Linked DNA regions of Homo sapiens: region 1 is linked to region 2. A link is an interaction called in ENCODE POLR2A ChIA-PET data of the cell type or tissue named here. Cell type or tissue: IMR-90. All regions are shown on one strand. Region 1 overlaps NCOR1 (nuclear receptor corepressor 1). Region 2 overlaps NCOR1 (nuclear receptor corepressor 1).

Region 1 (8,000 bases), 68 kb after region 2:
AGTTCTTATTAACCATGCAACCTAAGTATCACTGACCCCACTCTCATGAATGTGGAAACCAAGGCTCACCAAGTGAAAGGACCCACCTAGAGTCACATAGGTACAATTGGGCAGAGCACTCTGGGGCTAGAGTTCTTGCTGATATAATAAACTTCTTAACTTGTCTAAAATAATCTTTCTATCTAGTGACTAGCTAACAGTTTAGTCAGAAAATTCCTCCAATTTCAAAATTGCTATATTTACCTAAGTATATGCTTCTGAATACCTTTAGGGAATAAAAACACACTGGCATAAAGGGGAAAATGGTGTTAGCATAAAAGAAGGGCATGAATTCCTGTGGAAAGTAATCAAGCATTTGGAAATGAAGAATATGGTTTCTAACATGACTTGCTTTACTGCAGGTAACTAGCAAGTACCACAGTAATTCTACCTGCACAGTGACAGACTTACCAGATGGCAGTTTATGTTGGAAAAATGCAGCATTTACTAGGGGAAGAAACTCTTACTGCTAGCAAGAACAATGTACATAGAATCAAACTATTACGTAGGGCATAATCCTAGATCCTAAATAATAACATTCAACAGTGGTTTTTGGCTTCCAATCTCCAATATGTATTCATTACTTCAACAAAAACATATAGAGAACCACACTCACTCTCCATGGAATGGTAACAAGCTGAACTATAAAAATGGGTTGGGGTAGTCTCTATCAGAATTTGGAGAGAAGAGTTAAAATTCCTGCCAAGAATAACCTCTGAACACAATTTTAACAAAAATATAAACATCTGTCTCATTTTCCTATGAGTCTAAGATTAAAACTCATTTTCAGAGTAAACACTACTAAGCTTCCCTATAGCAACAGGTTTTAAAAAATCAAACTTTGCAAACTTAGAATCTATCAATAGCAAACTACACTTTTTTTTTTTTTTTTTTCCTGAGATGGAGTCTTGCTCTGGGATTCTAGGCATGAGCCACCACGTCCAGTCTGGCTTTTCTTGCTTTCCTTCCTTCCTTTCCCTCCTTCCTTCCCTCCCTCCCTTCCTTCTTCTTCTTCTTTTTTCCCTCCCTCCCTTCCTTCCTTTTCTCTTTCTCTCTTCTTTCTTTTTTTTCCAGACGGGGTCTTGCTCTGTCACCCAGGTGGGAGTGCAGTGGCATGATCTAGGCTCGCTGCAACCTCTGCTTCCCAGGTTCAAGCGATTTTTCTACCTCAGCCTCCAGAATAGCTGAGATTATAGGTGTGCACCACCACTCCAGGCTAATTTTTGCATTTTCAATAGAGACAGGGTTTCAGCATGTTGCCCAGGCTGGTCTCGAATTCCTGACCTCAAGTGATCCACCCGCCCTGGACTCCCAAAGTGTTGAGATCACAAGCGTGAGCCATCGCACCCAGCCACACACTATACATTTATCTGCTGAATAAAAATTACTTCCTACAAAAAGGAGGCTGGGAGTAGAGGATAGGGAGAGTAATCAAACTCATATTGACAGGATCAAGCATAAACTTCAGCAGAACTTTAAAGAATCTTTAAGTAAACATGCCATAATGGCTGTGAGATCACCTGAGCTAAACCCTCCTGACTAGAGCTTGGTTACATAGCAGAGAAGTAAAGTGATTTTCAAATTAGTTGGATCTCTGTATCCACCAGGGTAAAATCAAGGGAGTTGATACATAGATTTTGAAAATCTTAACCTTGCAATTCAATTCTGTTTTTAAAAAGAAGTATTCTAACCTTTTTTCTATATAGCAAATTCTATATCTTTAACCCAGATCTTTTTCCTACACTCCAGACTTATATGTCTAACTATCCACTTTACTTGGACCTCATTTGGATCTCTGCTTAGACACCTAATAGGTATTTCATATTCAGCCATGTCCTGATTTTCCCCTCAAAACCTGCTCCTCCTTCAGTCATGCCTGTCACAGCAAATGGCAACTCCACAGGTCAAAACTTGTTTTCCTTGATTATTGTCCTTTCCTCATCCCCACAATCAATCCATCAGCAAAATCTCGTGGTTTTACCTTCAAAAGTACATCCAGAAACTAATCCGTTCTCCCCGCCTCCTCACTGTAGCCTAGTCCAAGTCAATGGGATTATTAAAACAACCTCCTAACTGGTTTCTCTGCTTCTTCTCTTGTCTCCTTACAAACTATTCTCAACAGAGCAACCAGAGTAATCATGTCACAACTGAAATCTGGCAGCCCTCTTTTGCTCAAAACCCCAGTGGCTTCTTCTCTCACCTGGTATCAGCTCAAAAGGCCTTCAGTTTTACACAGAGAGCCCTTAAACTAACACCACCTAATTTCTGAAAAGCTGCCCCTCTATTTTGACACAAATAAATGGAATAAGTATACAAACAATTAAGAAACAATGGTAAATCTGGTGGCATGAGATGATGGTCTAAATTCATTTAACTCACACCTCTCCCAAATTCCCCGTGAAACAACCAGAGAAATGTAAAATTGGAGGAAAAATCTTCAAAGCAATAACTTAAAAGCTAATGAGGGCAGAGCTAGCCTACCAGAAGTGCTGACCAACCCAAAACTGAGCCTACCTGGGGGTAAGCAACCTAAGGCTCAGGTCAAGGTGAGGGTATACATGGCAATTCTCACATCTGCAAATACATTCTGAGACAGGTACTTTGAAACATGCAACAAGAATGTACAGAAGAGAACACCAACATGGCTGGATCTTAACAAGGATCGGTGTGCCACAGAGAGGAGTGAAACTGTGTCCCAGACAACTTTAGGAAAGAAACGACTGTTTCAGAATAACAAACATCCGTGCCCCATAGAACTTCCTGCTAGAGCTCTCTCCTCTATCATCATGGGCAACTGGCTGCTAATCTGGCAAAGGTTAAGGTACACTGTATAAGTATCACCTTATCTCTTACGTTAATGTAGGACTGAACATTTTAAACAGTAACATATATAATTTCTAAAGATAAAGTTATAAATACTATTTGGCAATTAGGAACAAAACTGTTAGAAATTTGCAGCTGAGGCCGGGCGCCGTGGCTCATGCCTGTAATCCCAGCACTTTGGGAGGCCGAGGCGGGCAGATCACGAGGTCAGGAGATCGAGACCATCCTGACTAACACGGTGAAACCCCGTCTCTACTAAATATACAAAAAATGAACCAGATGTGGTGGCGGGTGCCGGTAGTCCCAGCTACTCAGGAGGCTGGGGCAGCAGAATGGCATGAACCCGGGAGGTGGAGCTTGCAGTGAGCCAAGATCGCACCACTGCACTCCAGCCTGGGCGACAGAGCGAGACTCCATCTCAAAAAAAAAAAAAAAAAAAAAAAACTGTAGCTGAAACTTGTTTAAAACATAGATGGTCCCTATGATCTCTAGCTAAAAGGGTATTACAGGACCTTGATTCCACATTCTTTAGGGGAAGCAGGAAGAAAAGCCCTGGCAATATTCTTCTCTCTGGTGGAATAGTGCTTCCTATTTCACTGTCAACACTCAATTTATTCCTTTTCTGTCAGTACATCTTTATGAAGCTTGGCAAGCACCCATCCTTTGTCTTACGGTACTGCACCCATCAGTGTACAAGTATGCCCTTTATCCTCCCTTCTCTGATCCTCATTAGCCCTACCGACCCATTTCACTATTCCACTTTATAAAAAAATTTTAAAAACAAGGTTGCACTTGTACTAATGCCACTTCCTCACCTTCTGTATCTTCTTCAACTCTGTGTAACCGTGTTTCTGCCCCCTCACTAATTCACTGAAAATCCACGTCTAAGGCACCTTGGCTTACTCAACCTCTAACAGCATTTTACACAGTTGACTCATGAAACACTCGCTATACTTTTTTAAACAAGAAATACTGTTTCCAAAGAGCATGTAATCACATCATGTGGGGTGGTGGTGTTCTGTGGGAAATAATGACCCAGAAAACATAAAAAGGTTATAGCTGTGAATACTGAGAGAACTGGGTCAATAACCTATATCTGGTAACCAGGGGCTATCAAACGAAGAAAGGGAGTAAGACCCCACCCCAACAAAAGGGTGGCTGAGTGGGAAAACCAGAAGAGATTTAATAATGCTAATGAATCGTTGCAGTGTCGGAGCTCATGCATGCAAGTCCTTATTGTAATATCTATCCGGGTGTAGACAGCAAAAGCCTCCATATTAACTGTGGTGGTGGCAGTAGCGCAGCAGTCTCTCTGGTAAGCACCTGTGAGCTATGGCAGCTGCTGATCAGTTATTTGGGGAAAATCATTTTGAAATTACTGAATTGCAACTGTGAAAACTAACCTTTTTCAGTTTTATACTTCTGGAAAACTACCTTTAGTAAAAGTGCCTTTTTTATTTTTTGGAGACAGAGGTCTTGCTCTGTCACTCAGGCTGGAGTGCAATGGCACAATCATGGCTCACTGCAGCCTCGACTTTCCAGGCTCAAGCCATCCTCCCACCTCAGCCTCCCATGTATCTAGGACTACAGGCATGCACCATCATGCCCGGCTAATTTTTTCTATTATTTTGTAAAGACAGGATGGGTCTCGCTATGTTGCCTAGGCTGGTCTTGAACTCCTGGGCTCAGGCGATGCTCTGGCCCCAGCCTCCCAAAGTACGGGGATTACAGGTGTGAGCCACTACACCCAGACAGAAAAAGTGCTTTTTAGAAATTAAATTATCTAGGCTGGGCGCGGTGGCTCATGCCTGTAATCCCAGCACCTTGGGAGGCCAAGGCAGGTGGATCATGGAAGTCAGGAGATTGAGACCATCCTGGCCAACATGGTGAAACCCCATCTCTACTAAAAATACAAAAACTTAGCCGGGCGTGGTGGCAGGCGCCTGTAGTCCCAGCTACTCAGGAGGCTGAGGCAGGAGAATCGATTGAACCCAGGAGGCGGAGGTTGCAGTGAGCCAAGATAGCACCACTGCACTCCAGCCTGGGCGACAGAGCGAGACTCTGTTTCAAAAAAAAAAAAAAAAAAAAAAGAAAGAAAGAAATTAAACTATCTGAACTCCACAAATGAAGTTAATATGAAACAAAATCAGGTTCCAGGTTTTTGTAAAGAATCTCTAATCAAGGTACCATGTTGTATTTCTCTCCCTTACTCTACCTGACCCCTCCTCAGATAAACAGACTGGCTAAAGATAGTGTATTAAAAGTATTAATGGCTTCATATTTAATTACATGATTATTGCTGACACTGAAATGCATGACTCAGATGACAGAATGGTATAAAACTTTTCTAATTAATTTTATCATAGTAGAAACTTAAAATATATTTGAAATACAAGATTTAATACATTAAATATATAAATATAACTTCAAAATAATTATAACATCCTCACTAATTTAACAGAAACATCAATGTTTAAACTACACACTAAGGGCAGGACTTCTGTTTTAACACTTTTTGCTTGCCTATTTCCCCCAATCCTGAAATATCTTCCATACAAGTAAGAAAACACACCTGGTTTCTGCCTCTGCGTTTCCCATAATTCCTTCTGACGAGGGCTTTATAATTCTCATTTTTCTTGGTTAAATAGTAATACAAAACACAATCAGGAACACTCTGTAAGAAATAAAACAATTATTTTTGAGGATCCAATGAAATAAAGAAATTTTTTAATTAAATATTACTTCCAAGGAAAATCTCTGGTATTCTGAAAGTAAAATTAAAGAAAAAGAACAACATACATTGCTAGCATTTTAAGGCATATCTAGGCTCTAAAATTATTTACATTATAGGTACTATTTTAATAGACAGTTACAGTTGTTAATCCAAATTATGTGAAAGATGCCAGGAACTATCAGAAACATTCAAATATTTTCTTATTAACAAGTAAATTCCCTTTCTGATTACATACATGCAAATTTTTAAAATGTCTTTAAATATTTTGTTCAAAAACATTAAAATCAACTTTATATTAAATATGGAATGATTCACAAATTTGCTTGTCATCCTTGCGCAGAGGCCATGCTAATCTCTGCATCGTTCCAATTTTAGTATTATGTGCTGCTGAAGCGAGCACGAGACTGATATTTTAATTAGAAATTTAATGAGGCTCCAAAAGCATTGTAATCTATGTGTTTTAGGGAAATAAACATCAGGTCATCTTTCATTAACCATTTAGTTCTGTGTTCTGTGTTACGATTTCTCTAATAATTGTAATTATCATTACATTAATCACATGAGACTCTTCGCAGTCTTTTTAAAATCGGTTCTAGTTAACTACTTATATGTGTCAGAGCACAAGAATTTCAAAGTAACAACCATCACAAACCTACAAACACTCCCAATGCAAACCATGTCTTACCTTCCTCTCCAAGTATGATGCAATTAGTCCAAAGTTTTTTGGATGCTGGATAAACCTGAGTGAAAACGAAAACAAAAACACACTTGCGTACAAATATTTCAACAACTAAAAAAAAAAAAACTTGGGAAAAGAAAGACTATGTATAGGCTGGGCGTGGTGGCTCATGCCTGTAATCCCAGCACTTTGGGAGGCCGAAGAAGGTGGATCACTTGAGGTCAGGAGTTCAAGACCAGCCTGACCAATATGGCAGAACCCCATCTCTACTAAAAATACAAAAATTAGCTGGGGATGGTGGCACATGCCTGCAGTCCCACCTACTCAGGAAGCTGAGGCAGGAGAATCGCTTGAACCCAGGAGGCAGAGGTTGCAGTGAGCCGAGATCACAACACTGGACTCCAGCTTAAGCGACAGAGCGAGACTCCGTCTCAAAAAAAACAGAAGAGAAATACTATGTATAGGGCTTTCTAACTGCCAATCTGAGGAACAATTGTAGAATCACTGGAGACTTTTAAAGGGCACAGATTTCTGGGCACCATACACCAGGAAATGATTAGTCTACGGTAATACATAGAAATCTGTACTTTATAAAAGCTCCCCAAAAGTTCAGCCAGCACCCAAGTTTGGGAACCACTCTTAACATGACTCCATAACCCCAGTTCTTATCTGTTACCTCTTTTCCCACCTATAAACTTACAGGAAGATCAATATTCTCTACTTTTCACAGTATTGATTCAAACACCAAAATGGGACCAAGTTTTTGTGAAAACAGTTCAATTTACAAGTAAATGCCAAATACTTTTTACTAACTTATGTAGATGTCTATTAGAGAATAATTTAAAATATAAATTACTTGTCCTTAAAGATCTCCTTTTCATGGTCAGTCCAAACATTCATAAACTGCCTATCTTTATACACTTTCATAGGGTCCTCCATAAGCCCATTCATGTTAATGAACTTGACTCGTCTTTGTTCTGCATCAAACATCATAGGTGGAATCACAGAGAGCTGCCGCATTTGTTTCTCATTATTCTGGAAAAAAAATACAATTTACTTAGAATAAAACATAAACTAGAAATTTAAGGAGGGCCATGGACCAATGCTCTTAATGTGCACTAAAAAACCATGTATGCAGTTTAATAACAATAGCAGTGTATACCACAGCATCTAACATACAATAATTACTCATATATCTAATAAATATTCACTGTATGAATTACAGAGGCAGAGAATATCCATATCGTTTTTTAAATAATCTACTCCTTTGAGAAGAATTCTTTTCTTAAACTAAGCTGATACTTAACATAATAAAATTTTAGACCTGGAAGATAAAAAGTAATGTCAAGTTCACTGAAGTGGTGACCTTATGGAGCATTTAATTATCATATTAGTCTCATTTTTTAAAGTCTCAACATCATTTTATAGAACAACTTTTACCGTCATATTACAGAACAATAAATAGAAAAATAAGCAAACAGGCATCAAAATTTAAGTCAGCGATTTTAAATTAAACTCACTTTACTATTAAACGCTTCTTGCTAATTTTACATCATCTTTCCATTGAAAATTTAAGGTTGTTATTCTTAGAAATGAAGCTTGTTTCAACTAAAACTTTGTTACACGTGCAGAACTTATTTTTCCCAAAGTTTAACTGAGGAAATTTTTAAGTACAAACTTCTATTTAAAAGCTTTTACCCAAATTACAAGTATTTACCCAAATAT
Region 2 (8,000 bases):
CTCCTGGACACAACATTTCACTGTAATTCAAGATGCTACACAAGCTGCTAACTGTATTTTCCATTCCTCCTCTAAACTCAAGCTCAACAACACCTTTATATCTAGGAGTTTTTGCTAGGGCTGTTCTTTCAGCCTTGAAAGCTCTGTGACCAATATCTTCAGGCCCAACTGCAGTCCACTGTTTGCACCAAATAAAAATGATACCTTCATCATGAAAACATTTTTCCGTGTAAAATTCACGTTTCCACCATCTCAGCTGCTACAGCACTTTCACCTGTTTTTCACTTGGGGCCTGTAATAACGTTGTCTTAGAATTTTTGTTTCCATCAAAACTTTTTGTGCGCAGCATTAAGCACAGTGTACAAGATTACTAAGATGTGTCCAGAGAATGGAAGAGCAGTGCCTTTCACTGACCTGGCCGCAGGTAGAGGTCGGAGGAAGCTGCAGCAATCCGTTCCCGCTCCCGCTCCTTCTCCCGCTCCCGTTCCCGTTCCCTCTCAGCACTTGCAGCAGCTGCAAGGTGTGTTGGGTGTCCTGTAAAACATAAACCTGCAGCTTAAAGATAAAAATATCAACTGACTGAGTATATCAAACAATTCCGAAATTCTAAGTGACTGAAAATTTTTCAAAAAGCTTCAAATTTGGGATATAAGAAGTTTGTTTTGGCTGGGTGCAGTGGCTGACACCTGTAATCCCAGCACTTCGGGAGGCCAAGGCAGGTGGATCACCGGAGGCCAGGAGTTTACGACCAGCCTGGGCAACATAGTGAGACCCTGTCTCTACTAAAAACACACAAAAAATTAGCCAGGTGTGGTGGCGCGCACCTGTAATCCCAGCTACTCCAGAGGCTGAGGCACGAGAATCTCTTGAACCTGGGAGATGGAGGTTGCAGTGAGCTGAGATCACACCACTGCGCTCCAGCCTGGGCAACAGAGCCAGACTCTGTCTCCAAAACAAAAACAAAAAAAAAACAAGAAAAGAGAAAAAGAAGTTTGTTTTATTAAGAGTCCTGGATAAGAACTGAAGCATAACATAAGCTTTTAAGGCATTCCTAAGGTATCTAGTGACAGCTGGCACATAAGAACTACTATTAAATGTTAAAAGAAAAACAAGAAACCAAATGAGGAAAAATTGCCCAAGATACCTTAAAAGGCTATGTTGTAAAAATGTAAACATGATGGTTCTATTAGAGAGGTGTGTAACTGTACAATCTCACCTGGAGACATGGAAGCAGAGTTGTACGGCCTGGGAGGGAAAGTAATCTGTGTACCAGGAATATAAGTGATTCTGTCCATGGGAGGAGTGCTTGTTCCCCCTGGATGAGGCACTAAAATTGTTGGAGGCATATTGGTCAGGTCAATGATTCCTATCCAAAAGACAATACAATTTATGTTAAGTGTTATTCTAAAGGTACAGAACCATACATGACTTTGGATTTTGTCTATCTCTGTGAATCAAGGGTAATTTGTACATAATATAAATAAAAATGTTTACTATCATCATTACTTTTTAAGACATTCTTTAAAGAAGGATATTAAAGACTGTACTTCACATCAGTAACCTCAAAGTATGGGCAGATTAAAGAGAGCAAATTTGTAAGCCATGGATTACAAATACTCAGCACAAGGATTTGGTTTAGTTAATTTCAGTATTCACCAAAACACCTTGTCTCAATGTATGTCTCTGGGCTAAAAAGTCTACGGGAGGAAGGATATAGTATTCTTTTCTTTCTTTCTTTCCATCATTCATTCAACAAGTATTTACTGAGTACCTAAGAAACACTAGGTAAACATAATAAATTCTACGAAATCTGAAATGCAAAGACACACACCTCTCGTTGCTGGGTATGGGAGACCCAGTGGCTGCTCTCTTGGGGAGAGTCCTCTGGCCACATCTGGACGCAAGTTCACTTGCATCTGTTGTGAGGTAATGTAATCATTTAAGATTGTCTGTCTTGTGTTCTCCATTGCGTAAAGCTGATACTGACTTGGGTAACCTGGAGTTGGTGAAAGCTGTCTCTGAAACAGGTAAGCAGCCGCTGCTGATTGAGAGAATGAAAGAAAGGCACTGAGTTTTGTCCTGGCTGAAATACATTTGCTAAACACCACGTACAAAAGAGTAGAGAAAAATCACATGCTGAGCTAGTGCACATGGAACTTTTACTTAGCTACAAGGATTAAGGTGGATTTATTTTAGACCTTGATGTATTAGCAATAGCAATTCTAATGTCTAAGATGTAATGGAAAAGGGGAAGGATAACAGTAGCTAAAAACTTCTCAAGTAGTTTTACTTTCAATCTTTGACATGTAACTTTATCATATTTTTACCTGGCATCTGCAAGAGTTGTGTTTGAAAATAAAATTGTCTTTATAGTACTGATCATCCAGTACAACCAACAGAAATGTATACGAAAATACTTTGTGGCAATCAGTAACTTTACTCTCCAGGGGGTGAAAATGATTATAGACTATAAGCATTTAATTAGTCCATGTGTTTGGAGCAGAGATTGGCAAACTTTTGACATAAAGGGCCAAATGGTAAATATATTTTAGGCTTTGTGGGCCATTTCGCATTTGTCACAGCTACTCAACTCTGTCACTGTAGCACAAAAAGAGCTACGGAAAAAAAGAATAAATGGTGTGGCTGTATCCTAATAAAACTTTATTTACAAACACAAGTGGCAACAGGATTTGGCCAAAAAGCTGTAGTTTTTAGCAACCCCTAGGTGAGAGAATGACACAAGACACAAGATACGAGGAAGGGGTAGGCGTGGTAAAAAGTAGATAATGTCTCTCTCCTCAAAACATTATAATCCAACTCAGGCTCAAAAACAAGCAAAAGAAACCACTACAAAATGAAGACAATGATAAACACTAAATAGAAACCAGAAAAATTCCATTTTGTCTGAGAACTTGAGTGACCTATTTTATATGTATATGTTCTCCCTAGAAAAACAAGTAACATGTTTTCTGGAATATTTGCTTCCCCTTCATCTAGAAGCTAGGTAAGTCTGTCAGCTGACACAATCTGGGAGACAGTGCCCTAAGTAATAGGTATTGGGCTCCTCTGAAACAGTGTTGTCAAATGACAAATAATTTGATGGCATTTACACAGCTTTTAGATAAAATATTTCCCACAGTTACTTTCCTATTATTATGAAATGTAAATAACCCTTAGAATTCTTACTTTTAAAATTTAGCATACTGATAATGAAAAATTCTTCTCTAAGGACCAAAGTGAGGCACAAGTATTCTGTGTCCTAATTTGCACCTGAAGGATACTTATTAAGCAAAGAGTTTATTTAGGCCAGAGAAGAGGTCTCAGCAGAAAACACATGTGTGACTGGGCTCAGCCAATAGCGGCAAGGAAGAGCAAGGACTGCACCCTGGGAGGACAAGGTGCAGCCGGTGGTCCTGCAGATTATAACAGCCCAGCCAAGCCTCTCTGTACCAACCGATGTGACTGCTCCTCTCCCCTCCCTGTGTAAAACACAATGCCCTCTGCCCAGCAGACTGCTCTCTAGAAACCTGCACATCTGCACCTATCAGATTCTGTCTACCAATGTCAGTGGTGTTCTGAAGTTTCTTCCAGCTGTACTTGTTACTAGAATTATGTAACTTAATGACATAATTTGTAAATCAAGGAAGAATGAAGAGTGGTTTCTCTGAAAACTAACAGCTTTGGAAAGAGTTGATACAGAAGTTGAATCAGGTGCGGACTAGACAACTTCAAAGGCTGGAAAAAAAATCTAGAAGGATTCTGTATTTAGATTGCTTGGAAGTGTCTTTACTTGGAAGTTCTAGCTTTACTTAAAAAAAAGAATTTCTTTTATATAAGACAGTGAGACTTAATCACTTGTTTATGAAAAAGCCTTGGCATTAGATCAGAGTTCTGGTAAATGAACGTCTATTTATGCTGTAAGTTAACATGTTTAGGTATGCCTCTGTCATTTTAAAATAATTATTCACATTAATCCACTTTTTCAACTAGTTTCACCAAGTGCCATCAGATAAGAGAGCTTTTCATATACTATTCTTTTTAGTTCTTTACCGGGTGCTGATAAGATTTTATTTCTTGATCTGGGTGCTGGTAACATGGGAGAATTTAGTTTGTGAAAATTCACTGAGCTGTACATTAATGATATTTGCAATTGTACTATATTGTACAACAACAGAAAGCTGAAAAGTCATACTGGTGGCATATTTATTTGCCATAAATTATCACTATATTTTGTGTTTACCAGGATCCAAAGCCCTGTGAAAAGGCATGGCTGGATCCAAGTGCGTGGGCAGGTGGCTCCGATAAACCTCGCCTGCAGTGCTGCCTCTGTGATGGGGATCAAACGGACTGTGGCTCACGACAGGGTCCACCCCAGGCACTGGAGACTTCGCTGGGATACTTTCCCTCTGGGTAGGGGTCAGTGTCGATTTCCTTTCATGATTGGTAGACTTGTTAGAAGAAATTGTAACTGGAAAAAAAGAGCCAATGCCACAAGTTCTTAAGAAACTTGCAAGTATGATAATATTTGTCCATTTCTCAACCATTCAAATAAAGACTATATTCATGTATTTGGATCTTCTCTTTCCACTCAACATTTAACATTCAATATTGCAAAATATGAAAATGTAAACAACATATGAAAATGTAAACAACTAGTAGAAACTGAGATTTGGAGAGTACTGTCACCTTTTGGATCATAGCACCAGTATTTTACCACCTTATGTAACATTAAAAATAAAATTCAATACTCTTCTTTAAATCTCATTATGAATCATTTTGTTTTTTGTATGACTTTAACATTCTAAATTCTTTTGTCCCCACATGTAGTAAACTTCAGTTTTCTCTCATTGCCTGTGTTATGCAACCTCCTTCCTACCCATTAATCACTAGTTTCACTAATTTTTTCCTTGCTCTGTTCTTCCACAATGACTTTCTCATTACTTCACCAATATCTATCACCTCCCTACTCCAGCCTCTCTTCTCTTAAATGATGTTATTCAGGATGGTCAGATTGTCCCACCAATAAATATATATTCAAACACTTATTAGCCATCATCCTCAATTTTTTTTTTTTTTTTTTGAGATAGAGTCTCGCTGTCACCCAGGCTGGAGTGCAGTGGCGTGATCTTGGCTCACTGCAGTCTCTACCTCCTGGGTTCAAGCGATTCTCCTGTCTCAGCCTCCCAAGTAGCTGGGACTACAGGAGCGCGCCACCATGCACGGCTAATTGTTTTTGTATTTTTAGTAGAGACAGGATTTCACCATGTTGGCCAGGATGGGCTCAATCTCCTGACCTCATGATCCGCCCGCCTTGGCCTCCCAAAGTGCTGGGATTATGGGTATGAGCTGCTGCACCCAGCCACCCTCAATTTTTTTTAACTGTGGTGAAATATACATAACATAAAATTTACAATTTTAGCCATTTTAAAGGGTACAATTCACAGTGGCATTAAGTACAAGCATGATGGCTGTGTAACCATCACATCTAATTACTAATATTTTGATACTATAAACTTTACCACAATCAAACAAATCTGCCTGCCCAAAGAAAGAAATCACACTGGTTTATCACATCCCCTTCCAAGTCCCAGCGTGCTCAAATATGGAGTGCCCTTCCCTCTGCAGGGCAATTCGCCATCAAAACTAAAGCTACAAGCATTTGGACTCACCTCCCCATCCCTAACAAGGACTTCCCCTTCTCCTCACTCTGTGCTACGCCCCTCACACCCGCCAAAACACACTTGTACAGCTCACAGTGCCCAGCCCAGGACGTACCATGTGAGCCATCAATAAATTTGTATTATAATAAAAAATGGTAAGTGGATGCATTTTTAAGGGCCTCAGGTTGATAGGGACCACTTGGTAAAAATCACTTCTCAACTGATGTAGCTGCCAGTAGCATGGGGTTATAGTGACAACAATAATAACAACAGTAACACCAACAGGAATAATTCACATTTATCGAGCCCTTCGTAAATACTCGGCACCATTCTAAGTTCTTTACATGTACTACCTTATTTGATCTTCATAACAATCCAGAGAGGTAGGTCTTAATGTTACATTATGATTTTACAGATCAGGAAACTAAGCTACAAAAAAACTAAGTAACTCATCTGAGTTGATGCAGTAAGAATGTTAATTCAAGCTTATGCAGTCTTGTTCCAGAGGCTACTTACAGCTTTCACACCACACTGCCGCTGAAGGAACAATGTCAAAACTGACTTCCAGAAAACCTTATGCAATTGGCTGAAAATCCACTCTAAAAATATACTTACTCTATAGCATTTCTGGACTGCATCATAATCTGCACTTGATTTAAATATCAGGTATTTTACTTAAATTATGCCTACTTTTAAATTAGTAGCCTTCCATACTCCTAGACTCAAGCAAGACCTGTAGATCTTGGGATACTCTAAAGCTGACAATTTGATATTTACTACTTGACAAAGGTTTTTTTTTTTTTTTTTAAATGCAATAAAAAGTATCAGACCAAGCAACAAAAGTAACATACCATCAGAAGTTCTGTTCATCATGGGTGAGCCTCTGGACATGGTGTTTTGATAACTCACAGGGGTCCTCCGTGCACTGGTGTCATCATAAATCCCAGGGCTCAGTTGTGCTTTGGGAGCTTCATGCAGTGTGGACCTAAGAACGGAGGGGCCAGAGCTTACCACTGACGTGTGCCGGGAACGCACGGTCTCGCCTGCTTTCACATCCTCATATTTTCCCCGTTCTACCACTTTTATGTTCTCTGGCACAATTTCCAGCGGAGGCATTCCACGGGATAGTTTGCTAGGCCCCGTGATTAAGGATTTGACATTGTGTTTGATGGCAGATTGACCTGAGTTGTTGTCAAACTTTATTGGTGTGCCCTAAAGGGAAAGAAACAAACATTACAGGTAGCAAAGTCATCTGGCTACTTTTCTATCTCAGGTCTATGTCTGGCCCATGGCAGTTACAGTTCACTGTGGTGATCTTTTTTGGTCTGTTTACAAATCTCAATCACAACCCCACTGATCCCAAGCTGCATACTTTCCCACATTCCACACTCTATGCTATAGACATAAGAAAACCTGATGATAAGAAGTACACAAGGCCAGGCATGGTGGTTCACACCTGTAATCCCAGCGCTTTGGGAGGCTGAGGTGGGCAGATCACCTGAGGTCAGGAGTTCGAAACCAGCCTGACCAACATGGAGAAACCCTGTCTCTCCTAAAAATACAAAATTAGCCAGGCGTGGTGGCAGGTACCTGTAATCTCAGCTACTCGGGAGGCTGGGGCAGGAGAATCGCTTGAACCCAGGAGGCGGACGTTGCAGTGAGCCAAGATCGTGCCATTACACAAAGGCCAAGCACAGTGGCTCACGCCTGTGATCCCAGCACTTTGGGATGCTGAGATGGGCAGATCACTTGAGCTCAGGAGTTCGAGACCAGCCTTGGCAACATGGCAAAGCCCTGTCTCTATAAAAATACAAAAATTCTGGGTGTGGAGGTACATGCCTGTAGTCCTAGCTACTCGGGAGGCTGAGGTGGGAGGATCGCTTGAGCCCAGGAGGTCAAGGCTATATAGTGAGCTGTGATCACACACCGCACTCCAGCCTGGTCCACAGAGGAAAAAAAAAAAAGGTACAGGAAACTTTCATGTTTACTTCCAGGAGGTCTGACATCATAAGAACCACTTATAATTATTAAGTCACACTTTTTTAAATGTTCCATAAATATCAGTTACTGACAAAAAGAGCCAAAACTTAGTTACCTGGGAAATGGAACCCTCAATTATCGGCCGTGTGCTCTGGACCACTTCTGGAGTTTTCCGACTTTCCTGAGTTAAAATATCTTGCCTTGGAATCTCATGAATGGAACGCCCCATTTCTTTGATGGTGGTGATGCCATCATATGGTTTTCCTTTGGTAATGGCACCTTCAAATGCTCGTATGGGAGGACTTTCCCTTTTAATTTGTTTGGGATATTTAAGGCCATCTTCAAAGCTTTCAGTTGTTG

What was found. Peaks named below come from ENCODE experiments on the same cell type or tissue, not always from the same donor. Only the 100,000 strongest peaks of a DNase experiment are listed, where the experiment ranks them.
Region 1: POLR2A ChIA-PET joins it to region 2 with 11 read pairs; 3 of 35 experiments call an interaction of 5 or more read pairs at or near these places.

Annotation. Positions count from the first base shown.
Region 1 is chr17:16,131,877-16,139,876 of GRCh38, forward strand. It overlaps NCOR1 (nuclear receptor corepressor 1), which reads right to left. Exons shown (of 46, transcript NM_006311.4): 12 at 7,132-7,310; 13 at 6,282-6,336; 14 at 5,435-5,536. It also overlaps the pseudogene RNU6-862P. Among named protein-coding and RNA genes, the nearest start is that of SNORD163, 17 kb to the right of the region's middle. In IMR-90, no CTCF peak of the experiment used is centred here; a DNase peak (open chromatin) is centred at 3,795.
Region 2 is chr17:16,063,654-16,071,653 of GRCh38, forward strand. NCOR1 (nuclear receptor corepressor 1) reads right to left here. Exons shown (of 46, transcript NM_006311.4): 30 at 7,756-8,000; 31 at 6,512-6,872; 32 at 4,241-4,468; 33 at 1,832-2,041; 34 at 1,217-1,366; 35 at 415-534. Among named protein-coding and RNA genes, the nearest start is that of TTC19, 68 kb to the left of the region's middle. In IMR-90, no CTCF peak of the experiment used is centred here; no DNase peak of the experiment used is centred here.